Linked DNA regions of Homo sapiens: region 2 is linked to region 1. Evidence: read pairs that join two places in POLR2A ChIA-PET (ENCODE). Cell type or tissue: A673. All regions are shown on one strand. Links, peaks and the distances in the headings refer to the core of each region. The heading gives the core; the rest is flanking DNA.

Evidence for each region. Peaks named below come from ENCODE experiments on the same cell type or tissue, not always from the same donor. Only the 100,000 strongest peaks of a DNase experiment are listed, where the experiment ranks them.
Region 2: POLR2A ChIA-PET joins it to region 1 with 6 read pairs; 2 of 35 experiments call an interaction of 5 or more read pairs at or near these places.

The regions. Positions count from the first base shown.
Region 1 is chr2:152,513,823-152,519,668 of GRCh38, forward strand. The region is part of intron 1 of FMNL2 (formin like 2); the gene reads left to right. Among named protein-coding and RNA genes, the nearest start is that of FMNL2, 180 kb to the left of the region's middle. In A673, for the core only: no CTCF peak of the experiment used is centred there; no DNase peak of the experiment used is centred there.
Region 2 is chr2:152,373,729-152,379,574 of GRCh38, forward strand. The region is part of intron 1 of FMNL2 (formin like 2); the gene reads left to right. Among named protein-coding and RNA genes, the nearest start is that of FMNL2, 41 kb to the left of the region's middle. In A673, for the core only: no CTCF peak of the experiment used is centred there; a DNase peak (open chromatin) is centred at 3,483.

The DNA of each region.
Region 1 (5,846 bases), core at 262-5,261:
ACCCTCAATGATTCAATAAAAATAACAGTGACAATGAAAAATGACTGACTGGTGATTCACTTTGGGGAACTATTTGGCTGGCTGCCTGAGACCTGTGCCAGGAAAGAAGCTGAATAGATTTTAGCAGCATCCTCTAGGCTAGGAAGATAATAAAATTTAGGATGCCAGGTAGTTGTTTGGACCATGAATATAGGTCATGGAAGGAAATGGATTTTAGGTGAGGGGAATTGATGGGCAGGCCATGTGCTGAATTTGCAGCCACCCTGCTGAGGCCCTCAGCTGTTGTAATTTTCAAGTGAACTCAGGAGAATTGGTACATTACTCAGTTCCAAGTGACTTAATTTGATGTCCCAATAATGGTATAAGGAAAAATGTCAATGTAGGAAGAGTTAACAGAGCAGGAGGAATCATTTACCTCATTTGATTTGAAGACCCCTTGAAGACTTTTCCTAGATATTTCTTTGGCCGATGACTTCTCACTGCCATAGAGTAAGTTTGAAATTATCTGGTTTGATGTCCACATGAACTTGGTCTCACGCTACCCACTCCTTACCTCCTGGTTTATTCTGTGTGATGCACAGCTCTTTGCCTTCTCCTGTGTTCATGCCTTTGTTCATATCTTTCCTTTTACCTAAAATAATGAGGATAATATGAATAATATCATTTAACATACTGAGTACTTTCCGTGTACTTACTTTTGTACTATTTTATAGTAATCCTCCCATATCCGTGGGGGATACTTGTCAAGACCCTCAGTGGATATCTGGAACCTTAAATAGTACTGAAACTAATATATACTATTGTTTTTCCTACATATACATACCTATGATAAAGTTTAATTTATAAATTGGGCACAGTGAGAAATTAGCAATAAGTAATCATAAAATAGAACTATTGTAACAATATACTATAATAAAAGTTTATGTGAATGTGTTCTCTCTCTCTCTCACAAAATATCTTATTGTTCTCCACGAACCTATTTTGGGGCCATGGTTGAACTCAGGGAACTGAAATAGCGAAATAACAGAAAGCAAAATCATAGATGTGGGTGAGGCTACTGTACATACATTATCGAATTTAATTTTGCCCAAACTCTATGATGCAGGTAGTAACATTACCACCATCCTCATCACCCTCATGATGCTTATCACTACCATGGTGATCATTTCCATGTCACAAGTGAGGAAGCTGAGATTTAGTATAAATAACTTAGCTGAGATGACACTCTAAATGAGTGGTAGTCATGATTGCAGCCCAGGTGGCCCATCTCCAAAGCCCACACATTAGAAACCATATTGTGTCATTTAATGCCATTCTTTACCATCCTCCCCACACATCCAGGCTCAATGCATAGTATTTTCTACTTTCCGTAGCAAAAAGTAATGGCTCCTTCTCTGAGGTTCTGTCGGATTATTTGACATGCTCCGTTTTATATTTGTGTATTCATCTTCTTTCCTTCTGCTTCATTGATGCCTTGTCAAAGCCTGAGTTTACCATGTATTTGTATCCTCACCTTGATTTGTTATTTGGCAGAGTTTATTAAGTATATATTGATTTGACACTGTACCTTGCTATCTGTATTCAGCCCAGTCAGTTTTTTGGCTCCAGTTTATATTTTTCAACATCTTAAAATACTTCAATTAAAATGCCAGTATCTTATATGAAAATATTAATATCATGCATTTCCACCTTCACTTTTCGTGCTAATGACTGTGTCTGGTTATTTAAGTGGAATTGTGAGATTGCTTAGTTCAAATAAGTCATATTTTAGAAACATTGTAGTTTAAATGTCATGGAAGGGGGATGATCATACAGACCTCTATTCTGAGTCCTGGCTTTGCCACCTACCTCATGCATGGAGGAATTACTTAACCTCCTTGTCCTCCGATTTCCTTCTCTGTTAAATAGAAAAGATAATAACTACTTGTCAGGATTATAAGACAGACTAAATTGGATAATGCATGCAAAGAGCCTAAGTGCCTGAGACATACCAGTCCGTCAATAAATGGTACATCTTGTTGTTTTTGACCCTTGATTTCGATTCTTCAGTTTTGAATTACATTTACTGGCTTTTTCGACTGTGGGGTGTTTACTAATTTCATTTGCTTTAGGATTCAAATAGTGTGGTTTAAGATCACCCGTAATTAGTAGAGTCAGGATTAGAATCTAGCTAGTCTAATTCCAGAGCCCAACTAGCAAAAACTAATAAATGAGTAAATCCTTGCTTGCACCGTCTCATTAGAATTCATTGTGCTACCCAGCCATCCAGTTGAAATCCATCCCATTTCCTTTTTTGTAGCGACAAGTAATGGCTCCGGGGAAGGGAACATGGGGAGTTGTTGTTTGATGGGTACAGAGTTTGTTTTGCAAAATGGAAAAGTTCTAGAGATCCGTTGCACAATAATATTAATATAGTTATAAACACTACTTAAAGTATAAACTTAAAAATGGTTATGAGGTAAATTTTATATTATGTTTTCTACCATAACTGAAAAATTTTTTAAAGTAATGACTCCTTCTTTTGAGTTCCTGTAAACCTCTGTATCTCTATTATTTAAGAGCTCTAAAAGATTGTCTAAGCCATTTCTTTTGTGACATGATTTTCCCTGCTTCCATAAGAAGCACTACTTGCAAAGTCCATGTTTTTTCTCTCTAAGCAAGTGGTTATATAGTAGAAGAGTTCCTGTTATAAAATCTGGTGACTGAATGCTTGTGAGTTTTAATTTAGAGATTACAAGGACAAAGATATATTACATAAGGTGTATTTCATACTGTTCAATTTCCCTCCTGTGTGTCTCCATATCACTGTGGGTTTCTAAGTATGAGCCTTGAGAATATTTGGGTAAAAGAAGGATTTTACAAGTTTGCATTAATACCATGAAACCAGGTCAGGAGCTGATATCAGAAAACTCTGTTTTGCTACCACATAGGTCTATTTGGTTGTGAATGATTTGGGCACCATCATTCTGTTCTGTGTTGTGTATGATAATCTGTGGGTATAACTTGAGATGTATAGGCTACCATAGATTCTTCTTCACCATAATTACTTTCTTTATAAAGTACTCAGGAATTTTGGGATATTCTATTTTTCTTTATTTTCTAGTTATAATTTCTATTTTCAAAAGGTTCTGAGATGGAAAACACATTTAAAAGCAAATTAAGATTGTACAATTATGGATAAAAACCAAAGTAGAGACCATACATGTAACTACCACTTGGAATAGATACCAATCTGAATTAACTGGCACTGAAACAAAGTTCAGATTCATGGTTTCATGGTTTATTGTATGTGGCAGAAGACGCTCATTTTTCTTTTCAGGAAAATATTGCTAGAATTGAAGATTTTTTTCCCCCGTGAGTTTTTTTTGGAAAATAATAAGCAACAGATATTATCATGGAATGATGTTTTACAAGAAACTGAAATACTGTTCAGTGTGTAGACATTGTTAATAGCTATAATATAAATCCTAATTCATTAAGGATATTTGCAGGCTGGGCAGTATGGCTGATTTTGTTTGCTCTTCAGTATTCAACAACCTGCTTAATGCCTACCGTTTGCCATACTGTGCCATACGTTGATGGTTAAGAAGAACATCAAAAATTGTTCTTGAAGCACTCAGTCCAGTGGGAAATTTAGGTAAGCATACAGATTGTTAGGGTACAGTGTACTAGGTGTTATATTAGAGACATGTAAACAGTGCTGTTAGAGCCCAATGAGAGGGTATGTCTTCCTGGAGTAGTGGGGGGAAGGTTCTAATGATAAATGACATTTGAATTGATTCTTACAGTTTGCCAGGTTGAGAGTGGAAAGAAAGGAACAATTTTACAGAAATAATACTCTTGGATGATCTAATTTATTTTAGCTAGGAACTTGTACAATCTAGAAAAACAATAATTAACATCCACTGAACTTTTCAATTCAAATATCATATGTCTTCCATCGACCTTTGGCGATACTTGCAGGCAGTTACTTGGTGATTAAGTTGTCTCAGATGCCTACAGTGCGGACATTCTGGTATATGGTTAAAGCCCAGGAAATATGTTGGATGGAACAATGGATGAAAAGAATGAAAGGAGAGCCCTATGTCACAGATGTCACTAAGAGTGGGTGAGGTAGAGTTGTCACCGTGTTAGGAAGACTCGGAAATTGATTGATATTTTCAGCCAAATAGATGAGCAGTCCATTTTTATAAAGGCAGCAAAGGGACCTGGAGATAGAGCCAATATTTTCCTCACACAGTAACTTGGACTCATGAATTACCTGCTCAAACATTTAGCTTGGACTCCAGAGTCTTGCCCTGAACAGCACAAGAGGAATGAGTTCACTCGAAAGAAGTTTAAAGGCAGTTATTACCAGCTAATCACAACATCCCTGAACTTTAACCAGACCTCTGTAGAGTGTCTGATTTTAAATAGAACTGCTTCCTCATGGTCCTTATGGAATTATTAAGCTGTACAATGTATGTCTGAGTAGCTCAGAGGCTTGGCTCATGGAAGGGGTTATTTTAGATGCTTGGTGAATGATTACCCAGTGGAGCTTTAGTTTGGATGTATTGATGTTGCACTGCTACTTCTGACAATAACTAATCATGCTCAAAAAGACTTCTTAAGTCTCTTCTTGTTCAGAGATTCAGACCTTTCTTTTGACCTCCAGAATCATGTATCTACCTGCCCACTTGAGTGCTCTCTTGGTTATCTCATAGCTATCTCAGGCCTAAACAGGGTCATTTATAAATCTTATTCTTCACCAACTCCTCCAGATTTATTTTGCCTTTTGTTACGTGCCCCTCTTATTAACTGTACCCCATTCACTTAGTGACTCAAGCTGGAAACAAGGTACAAATCCTCCCCAGCCCTTAAGTCTAACCAGTCAGTTTCACTTAATATTTCTGACATTTGTCCACCTTTCTTCATTCAACGTGCCATCGACCCCATCTAAGCTGCCATCATTCACTTGAACTGCTTAGTCCTGGCCTCCTACTGGCTCTCTGCTTTTGCTGTTTCTAATCTGTTCTCCTCATAGCACCTATTGTTATCTTTGAAAAACAACGTCATTATGTTATTTATCTGCTTAAAAGCCTTCAATGGCTTCCCGTGGCACTTCAGATAAAATATATTGACCCTGGTCTGCATGTCTAGGCATGATATGGCTTTGACTCACATTTCCAACTTCATCTTTTTCTCATTCCTTCTCTTTTACTTTCTCTCTGGCTGTTCTGACTTTTTTCAGCTCCTTAAATGTGGAAAGCTAATTCCTGCCTTTGAGGCTTCCCTTGTTCACTGTGCCCAGTGTGCTTTCGTCCGCCCTCTGCCTGGCCAATCCTTCTCATTTATTGGGACTCATTTGTTACTTTTTCCTGAGAGGTTTTTCCAGACTGTCTAATCTAAGACTACCCTCTGATAACCTTTCTCAAGCCTTACCAGAGTTTAAAAAGCTTTGTTTGTTTCATATGTGTCTCCCCACCATAACACAGTGCTCTCTGGGCATCGCGTCTGTTTGGATTCCCACCGTGCCACCCAGCATGTTGCACAGGGCTTGTACAGGGGCAGTGCTCCATAAACATTTGTTGAACGAAAGACTCTTTAATCAAAATAAGAGTTAGTCTGGAAGGGGCATCTTGCCTTTCTCTTTGCAGAAAACGACAGAGCCTGTGTGTAATTCCTGTGGCGATGTTTGCCAAGTGCTTCCACGGGAATGTCTAGTAGAGTACTAATAGAAGGTCATAAGCTATTGCCGTTTTGCTCTCCTGCAAAAAAAGCTTGGTGGCATATTCAGAATTTATCCTTGGGAGCCTAACAGACTAAGTTTAGGTCCTGTCTTTGTTCCTGTAAAGCTGTGCAACCTT
Region 2 (5,846 bases), core at 404-5,403, 140 kb before region 1:
CTGAATATTTTGTATCCCTGCTTTGTTGAATCCGCAGATGTGGAACCCATGGATACAGAAGGCTGACTGTATTTTTTTTTTTAAACTCTCAGAAATCTGGGATGTAAGAGTTCAACTCGATTCATGAAGCATAATTTATTACTATTTTTTTTTTGCACTAGAAATCAGAACACATTAATGGTTGAAGGTTTTTTGGCTTTGAGAAGAGGCTAGGAGGTGTTCTTTGCATACAAAACAGTAGATTTTCCTGTATGTTGTGATTGGTTATATGGGCAGAGGAAAAGAATATTTGAAACTATGGTTGATCTGTGTAATTCTAGGCATATGGAGGCTTTGCCTTTAGGTACTTTTCGCCTTCAGACTGCTCTTAAGGGTAGGAAACATCTCAGTTATGTATGTAATAATCATTAAATGAATGTTCCCAAATGAATAAAGAGACTTAATAACAGGTGTAGCGTTAAAAGAGAGGCTGCAAAGGGGAATCCTTCACCCTAAATTCCAAATTCCAAAGTGGAAGAATAACCACTCTGGGGTGGGAGTGTTATTTTCTCAAGTGCTAAAAGGGAGATATGAACTATCCTGCTTGGCCTGTGGGAGAGGGTCATGGTTATTAGGGTTGGGTAATATTTTTGTTACAAATGTGTAGAAGAATGTCATTAATTGTGGCCTTTAGCACGCAGATTTTCTTGATCAGATAATACCTTGACAACTCCAGACAAGTGACTGCTAATCTTGTGTCAGTTGTAAATATGTGTTTGGAAGGTGATATTGAACCAGTGGGTTATTTCAGTCAAGATGTTTGAAAAAGAGGTATACATCAAATGAAAATGACGCGGATTATGGAAAAGTCTTAATTTTAATGGCTTAAAAAAATTCTGCATTAAACCCGAAAAACTAGAGACATAGACCAGCTGGGAGGTACTATGAGAAACTGCTTTACAAATGATTTTCTGTGGAACCCTGTCACCAGCATTTAGTGAAACATGCTTTCCATTTGAATATGCATTTAGATGAGGCCAACTGGCTGCTAGATCATCGTCTAATGGGCCTGTGATCCCACATGAAGATTATTTTCCCTTTGGTCCTAGAACCACTCTCCATCCTGCTCACCCTTATAGACTATATGAGAGGGTCCCTAGGTCTCACTTTCAGGTGGGCTCAGCCAGTGGAAATCAGAGAGGTGTGAGTTCGTGGTATGTATTTTGTCCCTGCTCCCTGCTAGGCTGTCCTGATGCATTTAGACTGAGGTGGTCACTGCTTTTCACTGGTGCTATTGAACTGGAACTATAGTTTCCCATTGGTGAGATGTTGTTACTACAGTTTTTCACATACATGTATATTTCACATACATATATTTTAATTTTTTACATTTATTGTTTCTCCAGTGAGTTAAAGCCTTAGAGGATTGAGTTTACTTTTAGCACCTAAGAATACTACTACCTTTTCATGGAGGAAGATCATTGAAACTGTAAGAGTTTGCAGTTACAGAAGCAGTATCCTCTCTGGAGCACTGAACAGGTGTTGGGGGCCAGAGGATTCAAGCCCTGTCCACCATTCCCTGCTGAGCACCTTCTCTACCAGCAGTAGCTCTTCAGCCTCTGAAGGCATGGCGGAGGCCTGGAGTAGGGCCCTGCCAACCTTGAATGCTCATGCCTGGTAGGTTATGAGGATTAAGTTACATAAGATTGTATGTGCTTAAAATAGGAGTTGGCATAGAACAAGTACTCCTTGATTTTGATCTGGTCTAATTCATTCATATTTAGGATGAAAAAATGGTAGCAATGTTAAGTTTAATTCAGATGACAAGACTTACTAAAAGGTCTTTCTGATACCTCATCTATACATATAGTATTCTACTCTGTGTAGATCATCTAAAATTTCTATAAGTTGGAGATGATCTTGGCTTTTCTGTTTTAAGATTACAATGAAAGACAGTGAAATCTGCAGCTGAATTTAGGGAAGACTCCTTGAAAACATCATCAGTTGGCTTTCTCATTTGGAATACAAATGGACAGTTGTATCCTCCTGCCATTGCTTTGTTATGATTATCTAGGAGTTTTCTTATTTTTTTAAAATGTGACTTTATAGACATTTCAAGTACTATAACATTTAGCCATTGAAGCTCTCTCTCTCTCTCTCTCTCTCTCTCTATATATATATATATATATAATTATTATTATTTTTTGAGACAGTCTTGCTTAGTCCTCCAGGCTGTAGTGCAGTGATGTGATCTCTGCTCACCCCAACCTCTGCTTCCCAGGTTCAAGCGATTCTCGTGCCTCAGCCTCCCAAGTAGCTGGGATTACAGGCATGTACCACCACGCCCAGCTAAGTTTTGTATTTTTAGTAGAGACGGGGTTTCACCATGTTGGCCAGGCTGGCCTTGAACTCCTGGCCTCAAGTGATCCAACCCCCCTTGACCTCCCAAAGTGCTGGGATTACAGGCATGAGCCACTGTGTCCAGCCACTATAATTGATTTTTAGTAAATTCTGTGGAATATACAGCATTTTATTTTTCGATTCATCAGTTGGTGGACGTTTAAATTGCTTCTACTTTCTGGCTATTATGAATAATGCTGCTGTGAGCATTCTTATACACGTTTTTGTGTGGACATATGTTTTCTTAGGAGCTACTCTTACTTTGTTGCTAGCTGAGGCTTCTAGGACTGGGATCCTTCGAACACTGCATGTACCTATAATACTCTTGGAGGAGAGGAGGATTCCTCTGAAGTCAGAAATATCCTCCCTGGAGAATTCTGCAAGGAGTTGGATGGACTCATTGGGGCCGAGGAAGGAGCTTTGAGCCAGGGATGTCTCAGGAATGTGAGAGTTGAAGCACAGCTGTGCAGTGTGGCCTTGGGCAACTTGCCAGCTGCCTTACCTGTAGGGAAAGGGTGATGTTACTACTGAAAATTGTGACCTCCTCCAGACACCAGTGGTGAGGATTAATTAGTAAATGTTGGCTGTGCTAAGCTTTTCCTTTGGCTCTTCTTTATTCTCAGAGGCAGCCCTGCTTTTTAGGGCTGAAGGTAGTAAGATCTGTAAGAAAAAGCCAGAGAAACCCACCTTGTCATTGCTTTCTTGGGAATTAAGGGTTATCTTGTGTTTGGTTAGGACACCAGTTAGTTTCCAGCATTCTCAGTGGAGGTAATCAGATCTTGGAAACTTTGAGGGCATGTGATCAAGCAAACAACAAAACTCTGAGGATTAGAGGACTGATAGAGACCCTGTGAAGGGTTCACCTGGAAGGAGGCAGTATGGTGGTGTGGAAACAACCTGCTTTGTGGAGTCACATAGATCTGGGATGGAAGCCTGGTTTTACCAATCTCTCTCGAGTTACTGAATAGGAATAGTGATGACCACTTGTCAGAATTGTGGCAGGGATGAAATATGACAGCAATTGTAAAGAACCTGTCACAGTGGCTGACATACTGTAGATTATTTGTGATTATTCATTTCCTTTTTCATCTGGTTCATTGCTGAACTTCTAGGCAAACTGCCATCTTACAGAGAGACTGGGATGGAGGGCAAGCCTCCCTTGTAACTGTTGGTATCTATTTGATTTTGGACAAGACTTCCCTTTCCTTCACTAGATCTTGAAAGTTTTTTAGTGTCAAAATTCTCAGATAAGCATCTCATCTTATTTTTAGACATGTAGGAGTTAGTCTATCCTCTTTTAAAGAGTTCTTGTTGAAAGTTAATGCATTTATTTTTTATCTTCTATAGTTTCCTGTTCAATATGGTAGCAACCAGTCATATGTAGCTATTGAAACGTAAATTAAATGTAAATAAAAAATTCAGTTTCTCAGTTGCTCTAGCTACATTACAGGTACACAAGAGCTACATGTGGCTAGTAGCTACTCCATTGGACAGTATATAGGATAGAACATGTATGTCATCACAGAAAGTTCCATTGTACAGTACTGCTCTATGGAATAAGACTCTAAAAAGTGGGAGTTTCAGTAGAAGCTTATTCTTGCATTTGTATGAATCTGTCTGTGGCTAGAACTCTGGCATCCCATTACTTGGGATTGCTAAAATAATCATACTTGCAGTAATGACCCACTGAGGCCCTTGTTTCTCAAGTAGTCTTAAAGTTTTGAACTTAAAGATAAAAGATGGGCTGGGTGTGGTGGCTTACGCCTGTAATCCCAGCACTTTGGGAGGCTGAGGTAGGCAAATCGCTTGAACCCGGAAGTTCAAGACCACCCTGCCTCTACTAAGAACACAAAAATTAGCCAGGCATGGTGGCACATGCCTGTAGTCCCAGCTACTAGGGAGGCTGAGGTGGTAGGATTGCTTGAACCCGGGAGGTGGAGGTTGCAGTGAGCCAAGATTGCACCACTGCACTCCAGCCTAGGTGACAGAGTGAGACCCTGTCTTGAAAAAAAAAAAAAAAAAAAGTTAAAATATAAATTCAGCCTGTGTTTACTCTGCAAACAATCTCACCAGCTCTCCAGACCTCTACCAAGTCATAGGGACTGCCTTGCTTTGAGGTGAAAGTTTATATGCAAGTATCTTTTTAAGTAGGACCATTTAGAAAGAATATGTTTGAATTGAGTTTGCTCTAAGTAATGTTTAACACTTTAATATCCTTTTCTATTTATGGGAATATAAGCTAACAGCATTTATACTTTATTTTCAGAATACCAGTGGTTTTCTTAGCTCTGGAAGAACTATATCTTTAGATCCCAATGTAGACTTAAATTAAATAAATCCGTTTGGCTGGCTTCATCTGGATACAAATGACTACATATTTGTAATAGGTACTTGATTTCATGTTTAACTTACTTTTCTGTTTTTCCTCTGTATTTTGTTTTCAGAGCATTGAGTTAGCAATCAGAAGAACTAATGTTTATTCTCTTCCAAATCCCCTTCTTGCTTTCTTACTTATTAAGCATTGTCTGTGTGATTTGCTTAGGATACAAAAAATGATCACAATGTGGTTTTGGCTTAGGAGGGGCTCATGTGAAGTGGTCCATGACCTGTCTGCCTTATTGCTTTGTTGATGGGTTTGATAGAAGGTTAAGTGTGAAATGCTGTGTAGACAGCTCATTGTTACACAACATCTGTATTATTAGCATCCTTTTTAATGAGATAGATGGAGGTGTGGGCTATGAATGAGATTCTTCATGGCGTGAGTTTTCTGGCGGGATTTTTTAAGAGTGAGAAGAGGTGTGCCTTGAAGCAGGTAAGTAGGAGAACCTACTCCAGATATTGAGAGGGATGGCTAGAGAAGGACTGAATAGACCAGCTGCAAAAAAAAAAAAAAAAAAAAAAAAAAGCCAGGGCAGAGGAAGGAGGTGAATGCCAGGTATCTTTCTGATGACTGTACTGTGTATTTTCTAATATTCTTTGAAAACTTTGAGATCAGCAGAGATGCTGAGCCCTGCTGATGAGGAAGGGAGATTTGTTTAGAGACCGCTAATGATACTTTAAAGGTGCGTGCAGTGTGTCTGTGTACTAGGCAGGTGCCATTTAAGTCAGAAGCCACTTTCCTGCTTTAGGACAGGTGCTGGGATGTGGAAGCTAGGGATGCAAAGTTACAGCTCTGTGTTGGTTTATTGGCCACCTCATCATGAGTGCTTCTACTTCGTTAGTGACCTCTGATATGACTGCTGGATAGTCTTCTTGCAGTAACTTCCTTTAAAACTACGGTGGTTTGTGGTGAATAAAATTTATTTTCAAATTGTATTATTGCTTTTAACTGGTCTCAGAGATCTGGGCTGCCTTGATATAGGCCAGTGTTTAACTAAGCAAAGTGTTATGTCAGAATGTGGTTACTATTCCATTATTTCTTCATCCTTCAATTTTGCTTTAATTTGATCTTAAATTTGCAAGTACCT